Linked DNA regions of Homo sapiens: region 2 is linked to region 1. A link is a contact called in ENCODE Hi-C or POLR2A ChIA-PET data. All regions are on one chromosome and are shown on one strand. Each heading gives the region's core, a stretch centred on a gene start or an enhancer-like site at or near the end of the contact. The rest is flanking DNA. Distances are from core to core; before and after follow the strand shown.

Region 1 (6,598 bases), core at 648-3,147:
TTCTGATTCTTAATTCATTGTTCCACACTACAACAGCTTTTCCTGCCCCACAAACATTAGTGCTAACTTCATAATGTCCGGTGAACTGTTCTTTTCAAGGAGTATATTTGAAGGGTTCGCCTTATAGAAACTGACTAGTTGGAATCTATTTTACAAAGCATTGAATGCAAGTGAAAACTGCTACACGTGAAGTAGTCATGATTTTTAACCCTCCGGCAACAAGTTCAGACTGGTCAGAAAGAGCAATGATATTTAGATGAGCATTACACAGATAATATATATTACTTGACAATTATGTTAGCAAACAATCACATCCTTTGACTAGGTCTGTATAGCTAGAAAAATACTCGACTTATAGTTAGCCAGCAAACTTTTAACACAAATACGTTTTTTGCTACGAATAAATAGCTACGTGGTTTTAAGTAGAACTTATAGTCTACTTAACTTTCAACAAACCAAGTATTGAGTGTCCACTGTGTCAGTGTACTAGACATGGGAAGCAAAAATGAAGTGTCCTTAAATCAAGTAAACAGACAAAAACAAACGAAAAATAATTCTTAGAGAAAAAAGCAATTTAAAAAAAAGTGCAAACACCTATTGAGAACTATTGATCACGTAGTGCTAGAATATGCAGAATAATTAGATCTTTGTGGAATTGTTGGGAAGAGGTTTCCTGAATGAGAGAGTATGGGATTTAAGAAAAGAATCAGATATGGCAGGCGGAGAATATGGCACTAGAAAAGCTAAAGGGTAGAAGCAAGTCAGTCATGGCATGAGTCCACACTCAGGTGTAACAGGACTGGATCATTGTTATTAAACTAAGGGTGGAGGCGGCAACTGAAGAAAAGCTGCAAACACAAGCCAAAGCCGTTCACAATTGACCTCTGAAGACCAACGACTGTGATAATGTGATCAAAACAAAGCATTTAAGTTTTGTTTAGGTTTCCTGCCGCATTCTAAAGGCAGACTTCACATTCTTACAATTTTCTTCATTCTTCAGTATCTGTCAGCGTGTTTAACTACTTTTAACATACAACTTTTAAAAAAGTCAAGACACACTACGAGGAACTTTTTCCGAAGGAAGTGATCCAAAGAACAGAGTGTGAGTCAATAAACGGAGAAAGGGAGTAGAGAAGCGGTTTACTATCCCCCGCTTCCGCCCCAGTGTGCTGTAAACTTTAAGTCGGGAAAACTATGTTTTAACCGATGAGATAATGCCTTTAAAAGTGCTTAGCACACTGTCTGGCCAGTAGGAAGCACTCAAGAAATTATGATTATTTTGACCTTAGACCTCTCTTAACTGTCTGAAACTGGGGTTTCTTATTTTCAGGGGAAGAAACAGGACACAGGCAGTCTAGAGGCTCCTGCCAGCCGAGACAATCTCCAATTAAAAGTCGGCATCGATTAAATATTTGCTGAACAAAGTAAACTGTCTCTCCACCGCCGGGCTGAGCGCCCACTCGAGATCCGGCCCGGAACAAGGGCGAGACTGGCCCGCGGGTCCCACACTCCCTGTAAGGGGTGGAGAACACGCCCACACGCCCAGACCAACAGGCGAGGCTGTTCGAGGACCTTGTTAGCCACCTCAGCCCCGCCCGCCGCGAGCCTTCTGCTGGCCTCCCGTTCTGCAGGGACCCTCCCTAGCCAGCCCGGCCGCGTCCCACATCCGCCGACACGCCCCTTCCGGCCTAATCCCCGCCCCTCAAGCACCGGCCCCGCCCCATAGGCCCCGTCCGTGGCCCCGCCCCGCCGCGAGCTGGCGCCGGGTCCTCTCAGCGCCCGCCGGCGGCCGCGTCCACCCCCGACGCTCTGAGGTCACCGACTGGGCCGGCCCGCGGGGGGCGGAGGGACGGAGGGAAGATGGCGGCAGGGGCCGGATATTGGCGCCGCCTCCCCCAATCCCGGAGCCGGCGCAGATGAGGCAGTTCGGCTGGGGCCAGCGGCGCTTTGGAACCCGAGGTGGGGGGACCCTGGCGGTGGGGCCTGGTCCTGCTATATGCCGGCGCCTCGGCTAGAGTGAGCGGCGGCGACGCCTCTTTCCTCCGTCTCTTTCCCTGTCGCTGCGAGAGCGAGCGGGCGGCGGAGGCGGCGGCGGCGGCGGGGCCGGGATGGAGGACGTTAACTCCAACGTGAACGCGGACCAGGAGGTGCGGAAGCTGCAGGAGCTGGTGAAGAAGCTGGAGAAGCAGAACGAACAGCTGAGGAGCCGCTCGGGGGCCGTGCAGGGCGCCGGCTCCCTTGGGCCCGGCAGCCCGGTTCGGGCCGGCGCGTCCATTCCCTCCTCCGGCGCGGCGTCTCCTCGGGGCTTCCCCTTGGGCCTCAGCGCCAAGTCGGGCGGCGGGCCCGGGTCGGGCCCGAGGCGGACGAGTAGCGAAGAGCTGCGGGACGCCACCTCCTTGCTAGCGGCGGGCGAGGGCGGCTTGCTGGACGAGGTGGAGCCGCTGCGGCCCGACGAGCTGGAGCGCCTGTCAGGCTGGGAGGAGGAGGAGGAGAGCTGGTGAGCGCGAGGCGCCGGGCAGGAGCTGGGCGGGGACGGGCCCGGGGGCGGAGAGCGTCCTCTGAGGGTCCCTCTGGTCGGGCGCCTCGCTTTGTGTAGCCGGGTCCGCTCTCCTGTGGCGACTTGTGGTTTTCTTGCTTTGGCAGAGGGAACGTCAGCTGGAGTTGGGGGTTCGAGGCGTGCGCAAGTAACAGGGTTGTAGCTCGTTGTCCTTTGGATTGTGGACCTTCTGAGTGCTGGACCCTATTGGGGTCTGTGGGTTGGGGCAGCTTGAGAAGGGCTGTTCGCCTGGGGAGGAGTCGGAGGTGGGAAACTGCTTTGTAGGCAGGGATCCTGCTTTGTGTAAGATACTGGCTTTCGGATGGTGGCCCTGGGCATTCTGGATGTAGGAGAGGGGTCTGCTTGATGAGGTATCACCAGGTGTGGGGGTCAGGGGCAGACCAGAGTCGTCTACGTCTATGCAGCGGTTGGTGTTTGGGACCCATTTCTGGCGGGGATGGGGAGACCGTATGAATCAGCACTCCCCTTTGGGTAGTGGGGTAAACCTTGCTTTGTGTGAAGAGAGGGCAGAGGATGGTGCTGCTTTTTTTTTTTTTTTTTTTTTTTTGTTACTCTGTGTGAAGAGTCAAGGGTGGAACGAGCCCTGGCTCTTATTTTCTAAAACAAGAATTGAGTCTGGCGTTTTGCAGAGCTCTGAATTGACAGTTATCACATCCATCTTTCATTTCCACGTCCTTCTAGGGGCAGAGAAAAAGAGTCCTATTTAAAAATTTAAACCAAAGCTATATTGTCATAAGCCACTTCTTGATGAAATTGTGGCCCCCCCACCTTAATATCACTTTCATAAATAGGACATGGGAGGCTTTTCCTCTCGTTTTATTATAAAGATGTGTGTGGGCAATTATTTGTCTTAATTCATTTTTCTTAAAGTTTTAACTTTTAGCTAAAATGTCTCTGCTCTATTGAAATTAAAACTTCTAACAGTGAAATCGAAATCATTCATAGACTCTGGTATTGCAGGGCTGGAACTTTGCAGTGTTCTGAGGTAGTTAAGAGCTTTCCTGGGTTCGCCCCTGGTTTTGCCACTTACTAGCAGTATGACCTTGAGCAAGTTACTCTGAGGCTCACTTTCTTCTTGTATTTGATGGAGAAAATAATAGCACTTACCTCTATAGAGTTATGAAAATTTAGTAAGATAATTATGTATGCATTTAGCGCTGGATCTGGCACATAGTAAACTGTCTAAAACAAGCTGCTATTTGTTACTCTTAAGCCTAGTTACTTAAATCAAGAAACAGTTCTTATATGATGTTGTAGGAGATTCTGGTGATTCTTAAGTGTTGATCCCTGTTCATAAGGCAGTTATAGTCTTGTTGAGAACTAAGTTTTGTGCAGTTAAATAAACTAGAAAGTGTACAGTGAATTACCCAAAGAGTGATAGAACAAAGAGTACTGACAGTGCTCAGTAACTGGGAAAAAAATAGTAGTCCAAAGTAGTTGGGCCAGACTTTGAGGAGGAGGTGGCTTGGAGTCTGAAAGTGAGGAAAGAGCGGGAAGGGCATTTTATGCTCTTGACAGCTACAAGAGCAGAGTCAGAGGTATTTGTAACTCTCAGGAAGATTTGAGTAACAGAATTACTCTTGAGTATATGATGACATACCTTTATTACCAAGTGATATCAAATATTAGAGCTGACTGTGGTAGTGACAGTTTTTGATATAAATGTGAAATTGCATTCTCCCAAAGGAATCTTGGGTATGTATGCACTTTAAAAGAACCCAGAATCTTGTAAATATTGTCACATGGCTCTTGCAAGTGATGATAATAAAATGATGCTCATAATAATGAGGATTAGCTGCACCCATCAGCCCATTTTAGATTATGTATTATTAGAACACATTGAGTCCACTTGGGGAAGCCGATTAAGTCTTTGGCTGCTTTGGTTCCTGAGCATGAGTTTGTTAAGGTAAAGCAAGTCTTCCTTAAATACTGTTCCAGGAGTTTCTTTTGACCAGATGATTCCTGCTTACTGCTTTGATCCTGGCTTCATATCTTGATATTATAGGTGTCCTATACTTTTTCTGAGATTTGTGTGAACTGAAAGTTGAATATAAATCATATTTAAAATGCGTTGGGGTATGTGATTAGGGTAAAAGTTGTAGGGGATGGATGTCAGTGGCAGGAAGATTCAAAGTCAATATTTTTTCCTTTCTTAGCAAGCTAAGAATCTACCTTTTGTAACTTCTAGCTATTGCACCTTCCTTTTCATCTAGAGGAATGTTTCCTCCCGAGTGTATGTGCCGCAAAGTGCTAGTTCTGAAGATGTCAATAAGTGTTATGTAGAAAAAAAGTGGGTGGGTTCTGGGATGGAATAAATGTGGGAAAAACTGGGTTCAACAAAAATAAACAGTTTTCTTTAATGCTGGGCTCCTGGAGATGCTAATGTGTTTTGAACATAGTAAATCTCTAGGGAGTATGGTTTGGTCCTAAACTTAATTGAGCTCCCAAGGAACTAGTATCTTTTTTAGAAAACAGTGCTCTACAGCAGTCACTTTCATACTCTTCTTTTTTTTTTTGGACCCAGCTTCATGATAAGAAATACATTTTAACTCATAATCAGGAATTCACATGTATCTGAATAACTGAAGCAAAAGTTTCACAAAATGTTGATTACTTTTACTACAAGTGGTATGCTTGGATATTTTCCGCTCTATTCTGTTTCATTAAAAAAAAATGCTGGTTACTCCCCAGCTAAGCTGATTTTGTGACCCATTAAAGAGTTGCAATTCTCACTTGAAAAACACTGTTTCTAGAATAACTCAGAAAAGTTTAGGGATGAGAACTAACTTCGTTGTGCATCACAGTGTGTCAGTCTGTGCCAGGCAGCTTATAAATATTTTTTGCCTCTAATTTTATACATTTATGAGATAGGTATCATTTTCTAGGTAAGAAAACTAATCTCTCTCCAAGCATCAAATAATGCGCACTGAATGATGGCACCAGGATTTGAATCCAGGTCTTTATACATCATAGACTATGCTGTTCCCACAGTATTTTGCTTTTTCCAAGTATAATGTCCTTTTCACATGAATGGCCTCTTCACATAGTTGAAGACTACTGTGGTGTCACTGCTGACCCTTTCTCCCTGCCACACACTGTGAGCATTCCCTTCTCTTCTTCAGAGTAAATAATCCCAGTTTGTTTTATCATTCCTTAGATAATGTAATTCTCTGATCCTTCGACCATGGTTATTTTTTTCTTAATTAACTCTAAGTTGCTCATTGTCATTATACATGGTTCCCAGAGTTGTACCCAGCATTTTAGATGATATTTGGTCAGATGGAGAGTGTGGTGGGTGTGAATCAAATGCTGTTTTTTTTTTAACCAAATACTTCATTGACAGTTTTAACTTCTATTATGCTTAATATGAGCCTGAAGTATCAACTTCTCTCCCATATATTTTATACATAAGATGTTAAACTGTGTCTTCCTAACCTAGTTTTTGTGTAACGGATTTTTTTTTTAGCTTAAATATAAAGCTTTTATTTTATTTTTTTTTAGGCGTGCTCAGATTAAATATAAGGCTTTTAAATTTCCTTTTGTTAGTTTTTATTTACACATTTAATATTATGTTTCTGAGTTATTTGGTCATCTTTGTATTTGGTAGGCATATCTACTACGTCTTCATTCAAATTGTTGATAAAAATATTAAATTGACATAATAAATTACTCTGAAGTGGGCATGTCAGCTAGACTCACTCTGGATTAATACCAGTCCATTAATCAACACACATGGTTGTTCAATAATTGCTAGTTCTATCTATTATCGTCAGGCCCATATAACATTTTGTGTAGACATTATGATTTTGTAAAGTGCCTTGCTATAATTAAGCTATACTCTGCCTACAAGATTCTTACCTACAATGAAGAATACTACATTACTATCACCAACCTATTAAAATAGCCATTGCAGTTGATTTGTTTGGACTTGTTCATGATGAATGTTCTAGCATTTCATGTATCCACTTTTCCTTTCTTCACAAACTTTTTTTTCATCCAATTTTGAATTTTGCAAGGAATCAGTTTGGTCTGGACTTTCTA
Region 2 (7,420 bases), core at 2,256-4,755, 630 kb after region 1:
ACTGGTGTATCTACCCAAGGAAATAAGTAGTTAATTTCTAAGATCCCTTCTAACTCTAAATCTTGTAAACCAAAAATAAAATTCTAAGTCTCCCCAACCATTTTAATTCACCCATCCTCTGGGCCAAGAGCATTCCAAAGTTAACCTGAAAAACTAGTTCAGGCCATGATGGGAAGGGGAAGCCAGACATGCCTCATTATACCTGCCTCAGTTTTTAGAAGTACTGATAGAACAGACTCTTTAAGTCTGGTAAGAAACATTTACAATCTATTCTCTGAAGCTTGCTACCTGGAGGCTTCCCCTACATGATAAAACCGTGGTCTCCACAACCCCTTATCTTAACCCAGACATTCCTTTCTATCGATTCCAAGTCTTTAGACAGTAACTTAACAAATCTTTCGGCAAATTGCTAATGAGAAAATGTTTGAACCTACCTGTGATGTGGAAGCCCCTCTGCTTCTAGTTGCCCTGCCTTTCCTGAACAAACCAACGTATATCTTACTTGTATTGATTGATGTCATTTGCCTCCCTAAAATGTATCAAGCCAAATTGTAGCCTGATCACCTTGAGCACATGTTCTCAGGAGCTGCTGAGGGGTGTGTCACAGGTCACTCACATTTGGCTCAGTATAAATCTCTTCAAATATTTTACAGAGTTTGACATTTTTCATCAACAAACTCTATGAACTTAATATGCATGTAGAATACACACTAGGCTGTTTCCAAGAAGACAGCACATCAAGCCTCTTTAAAATTTAAAAATGAACTTGCAGTAATTACTTGTAATTAGTGTAATTATCTTTTATAAGTGTGCTACTAGGTTGGAATATTTTGGTTTTAGTAAATAGACTAAATGTTTGAACTAGTCACTATGTCATGCATATTATTAATTGGCCTAAAACCTCACATACGTCTATTATACTATGCAATTTTCATATAGTCCTATTTGTGGTGATTACCACAGATTCAGTATTGTCAAATTAATATATGTATAGGTATACATATACAGTACTTGGCAAAAGCATCCTTTGAATCAGTAGACTTTCTTTTCTGTTGTTGAAAATTTGGCACCTTCTAGGAAATGTGTGTTTTTAAAAATAAATAAAAGATAAAAGTCTTTTGCTATAATCTACTTTGTATTTCAAAGTTTTATTGTTTCTTGGGGAAGATTGACGCTATTGTCACCATAGTATTGCAACCAGCCAGTTTCTAAGTTTTCAGATCTGTGAAAGCAGGTGTTGGGCCCCATTCTTTCTTTCCCCAAAGGCCCTTATACAAATTGACACCATCCCTCCCCAGTGACCTGCTTTGCATTCCAGAGATCTCCAAGATGAACAGGGATTCTTTTGTACACCCTTTATCATCCTCCAATGCCTCCTGGACAATACACTTCAAAACCAAGAGGGGCTGATCAAATGATTCTTCCTGGGACAAGAAGATGTGCTGCAGCTTCCATCTGCAGAGAGGAGACCAGCTGGAATAACTGAACACCTTCTCTGAATAGGTCCCTTGTTTGAAGTTGGCCTTAGTAAGTTCCCCATTACATAGACAACCAAGCAGATGCATGGCTAGTGATGCCACATATTGGGGGAAACTCTTAGACCCTAAGGACACTTACTAGGGTAACACTTATGGCCTATCCTTACCAACTGGCTTAAGTCTCCCTCAGGAGGTACTGGTGGTTTGGGAATAAGTTGCTGGCCTGCTTCATTCAGGCTTTTCCCCTCCCTTTCTGTTTTTGGGATTGGCCTGCCCCAGAGCACACACTCTGTTCTGCAGTTGGTTATGAAATACAGGCTCTGCATCTGTGGGTGAGACCTGTGCTTTTTCTAGGGCTGCCTGTGGCTGTGTGGGTGAGTCTGCCTAATTCTTGGGTTCAGTTATCAGGACACCCATTGTTGTTGCATACCTAAGCCACATGCTCCCTTTCAGCTTTTATGAGCAGTCAAGCTGCTGATTTTTACATCTTTATCTGCTTGATTCCTTTATACCTTTCAGTTGGTTCAGAGATTGAGTGGGGAAGAAGGCTGTTATGTATATTGACTCTCTCAAACCTCCACACTATGTGCTAGCCACAGGAAACTAAATTAGTCAAGACATAGTTCCTTTGCAAGGTGAATGGACAATCTGGCAACTATGAAGACCCCAAAATGACAAACTTGCAAGGATAGCGCACACCCAAAATTGGGCAGTCACAATTCTCTACCCCTTTATTCACCCAGCACAAGTTACTCCACCCTCTGGATGAGCCATCACACAGGACTACTTGTGGACTTAACTATGTATATTGAAGCTAATGTTGAGAGTGGTATTGCAACATTTTTTTTTTTCTGTATGTGTGTTGGAATGGGAGAGACTAGACAGGGAGGTGAGGGAAAGGGAGGAGCAAGCAGGCTGGAAACTCTTCAAGGCAGACTCTGGTGCTAACTGGTTGTAACCTGCCAGGGCTCAGTGGGGTGCATTATCTCATCAGCCTGGTCCTGCTCATTTAATTCAGCAAACTCCATTTGAGCATGTGCTAAATGGCAGGTGCATTTCACATTCTTTGCCCTTGGTTTCAAGGTCCCTTCATTAGGCTGTGCTGGCATGCTTGGTCAAACTTCTGATTTAGACCAACTGATTAATCCTTGAACCCCAAATACAACTTTTCTTTGCTTTACTTTGTTCCTTTTCTCGGTGTCACTCTGTTCAGCTGGAATGGGCTTCTCCCAATCCCTGCCGTTTGTGATCCTCTCCATCCGTCCAAGCCATCTGCCTTGACTGCCTGAGTGGATGTGAGCTTTTACTTTACAGGGACCCTTCTTCTGCTATTCTTGAATCTGTTTCTTTAATGAGTAACCAGATGAATTTCATTTTCTTCTCCAGATTCTCTCTGGTGGGGCCCCTGAATTGGTTTTTCATAGTTCTGTCCCATCAGGCGTCTGATATAAAATGACCTCACAGACACAGAAGCAATCTCATACTTCTCAAAAGACACATATGGGTATCTATTTGATTTATAGTTTTAGATATCCTGTTTCAGCTCAGATTATACACTTTTGGAGGGATGTATGTTTTGCATCTTTTAAGATACTTAACAACTGATATTTAATTAATAGCAACAGAGAATGCACAAGTTTCACCCCAAATTCTGTAAGACACATATCAGAGAAGTCTACTATGAACTCAAAATGCTTTATCCTAAAACTTCATATGCATTTTGCATTCTTCTCTGTAGTATATCCATGCTTGTTTTAATATAAAAATGTTATGAATTGCTTACCCTGAATAAACCTAATGCTCCAAGCAGATCTGCAATGTTGAATTGCTGAGTCTATACCATTTGATACACTGCCACCTACCCCTGTCGTGTATTTCAGTTTCAGAAGCATGGGTAGTAGATGCTCAAGAAATGTTTATTGAATGAAGAAACGAATGAGAAATTTGATAATACTAATGGAATTCTTGTATTTAGGTAACTCCTTCTAGAAATTTATACATTGAGTCACAGTTTTCCAAGGGAGCTAACTCACAGCATGATGTAAGTTGCATTTGATCTGTGGTTTCTTTCAAGTCAGACCAGTTAGTGCACTGACGCAATCATTCTTTAATTGGCTTCACTTTGCTGGTGGGAAAATGGAGGCTCAGGAAGGTAAATGAGCATCACAATATGCCATTCATAACTAGACCATCGCAGCTCTGCTTCTGGGGCCCCCAGGTGACTCTCTCCTTCATGCCCTCAGATCCTCAGATCATGCCCCCAACCCCTTCCAAAGGCAGCTCTTATCCTGCTGGACTGTGATCACCTGAGCTGACTCCACTTCTGGGCCATGAGCTCCTCCTGGCTGGGACTATGTCTTGCTCATCTCTATGCACTCAGGGATGATGATGGCCCCTCACCCACAGAGGGCTCACAGTTAATGTTCAGAGGATGACTACGTAAAAATGTATATATCCAAGAAACTGCTGAATGATCCATACATTTTTTTTTAAATATAGATTTTTGATTTCCTAGACATGCCTTCTAAGTAAACCTTAAAAAGAATCTGCTAGGATGGTGCTCTTGATGATAAGTCTAAGTGAAAGAAAACCTAATGTTCATGTTAGGATATGAACTCAATGTTTCTTAAAACTTTTTTATTTTATTTTTACTACATTGAAAATGTTTGTTCAGGCAGACCTTTTTACTTTGGGGGCACCAAAGTGATTGATGCCCTTTAATCTCATTGAGAAACCCTCTTGGCCCTGGCCACAGGGATAAATTTGGTTGGCACTTCTGGCTCTGCTGCTACAGGCACATGGCTTGTCTGGTCCTCTGTGGGGATATTAATTGCCATCACTGCTCCTTTTTTAGGAGCCTGTGTTATATCTGCTGCAGGACAAATGGCTTTTCATATATCCACAGAGTTGTATATTCATCATCACTTTTGGAACATTTTCATCATCCTCCAAAGAAACTCCATACCCTTTTGTCATCACTCTCTAACCTCCCCTACCCTCCCATCCTCTGCCCTCATCACCCCCTGCAACACATACATGCATGGGAAACTAGCCATGTGCACAATGAGAAAGCTCTGTTGCAAATACAATAAGTGACTTTGAATATGAATGTCAGGATTATTATTATTATTTTAATTTATTTAATTTATTTATTTTTTTTAGAGATAAGGTCTCACTATGTTATCCAGGCTGGTCCTGAACTCCTGGGCTCAGGCAGTACTCCAACCTAGGCCTCCCAAAGTGCTGGGATTACAGGTTTGAGCTACCACACCTGGCTGCAAGGATTACTTTGTTTTCAAGTGACTAAAACCCAGACTAAACAGTCTTGGACAAAAGGGAGAATTTTCTGACTGTAATGGTAATTTTATATGTCAACTGGGCCTTGGGGTGCCCAGATATTTGGTTACATATTATTTCTGGGTTTGTGTGTGAGAGTGATTTTGGGTGAGACTAACATCTGAATCAGTAGACTGAGTAAAGCAGATTGCCCTCCCAAATGTGAGTTATCCTCTTCCAACCAGTTGAAGGCCTGAATAGAACAAAAAGGCTGGCCCTCCCCCAGATAAAAAAAGGAACTCTTCCTGCCTGACCACTTTGAGCTGGCAGTCAGTCTTTTTCTGTCTTCTGACTCAAACCAAAACATCTGGTCGTCTTGGGTCTTGAGCCTCCTGGCTCTTGGACTGGACTTACACCATTGGCTCTTCTGGATCTCCAGCTTAGCAACTGCAGATCTTGGGGCTTCTCAGCTTCCATAATCATATGAGCCAATTTCACATAATAAATCTCTCTCTCCACCCCCCTCTCCCACCACACAGACACTCACATACTCACAGACACATTCTATTGGTTCTACTGGTCTGGAGAACGCTGACTCATACATTGACTAATAGGATCCATGGAACTATTGAACAACCAAACCATTGAAAGAGCACAGATGCAGCTGGATCGTAAAACAGAATGAGGGGCTCAAATGCTGCCGAGAGTCTTCTTCCTCCCTGCTTTTCCTTTATTTTTTATTTTTGTTTTTCTGAGATGGGGTATCACTCTCTCACTCAGGTTGGAGTGCAGTGGTGCAGTCTCAACTCACTGTAACCTCAGCCTCCCAGGCTCAAGCAATCCTCCCACCTCAGCCTCCTGAGTGGCTGGGACCACAGGTGCATACCATTACTCCTGGCTAATTTGTTGTATTTTTGGTAGAGACGGCTGGTCTTGAATTCCTGGGATCAGGTGATCCACCTGCCTTGGTCTTCAAAGTACTGAGATTACAGGAATAAGCCACCATGCCTGGTCCTTTATTTTTAATTGACAAGTAAAAATTGTGTATAGTTTTGGTGGTGCACACGTGATAGTTTTTTCTCTTCTTCTTCTTTTTTTTTTTTTTTGAGACAGAGTCTCGCTGTGTTGTCCAGGCTGAAGTGCAGCAGTATGATCTCGCTCACTGCAACATCCACCTCCTGGGTTGAAGCAATTCTCCTGCCTCAGCTTTCTGAATAGCTGGGATTACAGGTGCAAGCCACCATGCCCAGATAATTTTTGTATTTTTAGTAGAGATGAGATTTCAGCATGTTGGCCAGGCTGGTCTTGAACTGCTGACCTCAAGTGATCTGCCCGCCATGGCCTCCCAAAGTGTTGGGATGACAGGTGTGAGCCACCATGCCAGGCCGATATTTTGATATATGTATACATTTTGGAATAACTAAATCAATCTAATCCAAGGAACTTCTTTCTTCTCTGCCCTTTTATTAATGTAGAATTCATTTTCTTCTGATACAAGCCACCTTACTCTGCAAGGTGGGAAACACAAAACACCTCCCCTGCTTTACATTACATGACCTCCTCACCAAAAAAGATAAAAACAGTTCTGAAGCCTAAAGCTGCCAATATTGGCCAGGTGTGGTGACTTATGGCTGTAATCCCCACACTTTGGGAGGCTGAGGTGGGAGGGTCACTTGACCCCAGGAATTCAAGGTTACAGTGAGGTATGATTACACCACCGCTTGGGCAACATAGCAAGGCCCTGATATGGTTTGGCTCTGTGGCCCCACTCAAATCTCATCTTGAATGGTAATCCCCATGTGTCAAGGGAGGAACCTGGTGGGAGGTGATTGGATCATGTGGGTGGTTCCCCCATGTTGTTTTCATGATAGTGAGTGGGTTCTCATGAGATCTGATGGTTTAAAAGTGTGGCGCTTCCCCCTGCTCCTCCTGCCGCCATGTAAGAGGTGCCTTGCTTCTCCTTCACCTTCCATCATGATTGTAAGTTTCCTGAAGACTCCCAGCCATGCAGAATGGAACTGAGAGTCAATTAAACCTCCTTTCTTTAGAAATTACCCAGTCTCAGGTAGCATCTTTATAGCAGTGTGAAAACAGGCTAATACAAACCCCATCTCTACACAAAATTTTAAAAAATTAATTGGATGTGGTGGTGCATACCTGTAGTTCTAGCTACTTGGGAGGCTGAGGTGGGAGCATCACTTGAGCCTGAGCCCAGGAGTTCAAGGCTGCAGCGGGCTATAGATTTTGCCACTGTACTCCAGCCTCAGTGACAAAGGGAAATCCTGTCTCTAAATAAATAAATAAATAAATTACCAATATGGACAAAGTTCCCCAGGAAGACAATCAGGCCAACCTTCAAAAATCATTAATGATTTGTGGAGTGAAGTTTCTTCTGGGGAAGTATGGTAATATTGTGCTTCAAACTTCATATAGCCTACAAAACAGAAGTAATGGTTAGTGGCACCCAACATCTGGGTTACTAAGTGAAGATATAATAAAAATTAAGAGGCATGTTTATGTCACACCATATGCTTAAAATCTAATAATAGTAATGATGCAGACATATAGGTACAATAAAATCTGTGGGAGGTGTCATGAAATTAAGGTTAAACACAAGGGTAAAATAAGGATGGACTGTTCATGCAGTCAGATGAGTGCATTCTGGT

What was found. A loop is a pair of places that touch in the nucleus more often than their neighbours do. ChIA-PET counts read pairs that join two places held with the same protein, here RNA polymerase II (POLR2A). Pooled maps may share reads with other maps.
Region 2: a loop to region 1 is called in a map of mammary epithelial cell, with 3 times the contacts of the local background. The contact joins the enhancer-like site here to the promoter of SLAIN2 in region 1. A Hi-C loop is called at or near these places in 3 of 168 maps with a recorded cell type or tissue (dorsolateral prefrontal cortex, mammary epithelial cell and posterior cingulate gyrus), 4 of 37 single-sample maps with no recorded cell type and 13 of 50 pooled maps. POLR2A ChIA-PET finds 5 or more read pairs at or near these places in 1 of 52 experiments (BJ).

Annotation. Positions count from the first base shown.
Region 1 is chr4:48,339,632-48,346,229 of GRCh38, forward strand. It overlaps SLAIN2 (SLAIN motif family member 2), which reads left to right and starts at 1,898. Exons shown (of 8, transcript NM_020846.2): 1 at 1,898-2,497. The coding sequence starts at 2,109. RefSeq lists enhancers at 1,319-1,438, 1,845-2,758 and silencers at 1,589-1,928, 2,069-2,378.
Region 2 is chr4:48,965,471-48,972,890 of GRCh38, forward strand. No RefSeq gene overlaps it. Among named protein-coding and RNA genes, the nearest start is that of CWH43, 17 kb to the right of the region's middle. Within about 2 kb of position 3,506, at least 3 of the 41 ENCODE cell types and tissues checked have a DNase peak (open chromatin) inside an H3K27ac peak, as active enhancers do; they include mammary epithelial cell, where a contact is called at or near this core.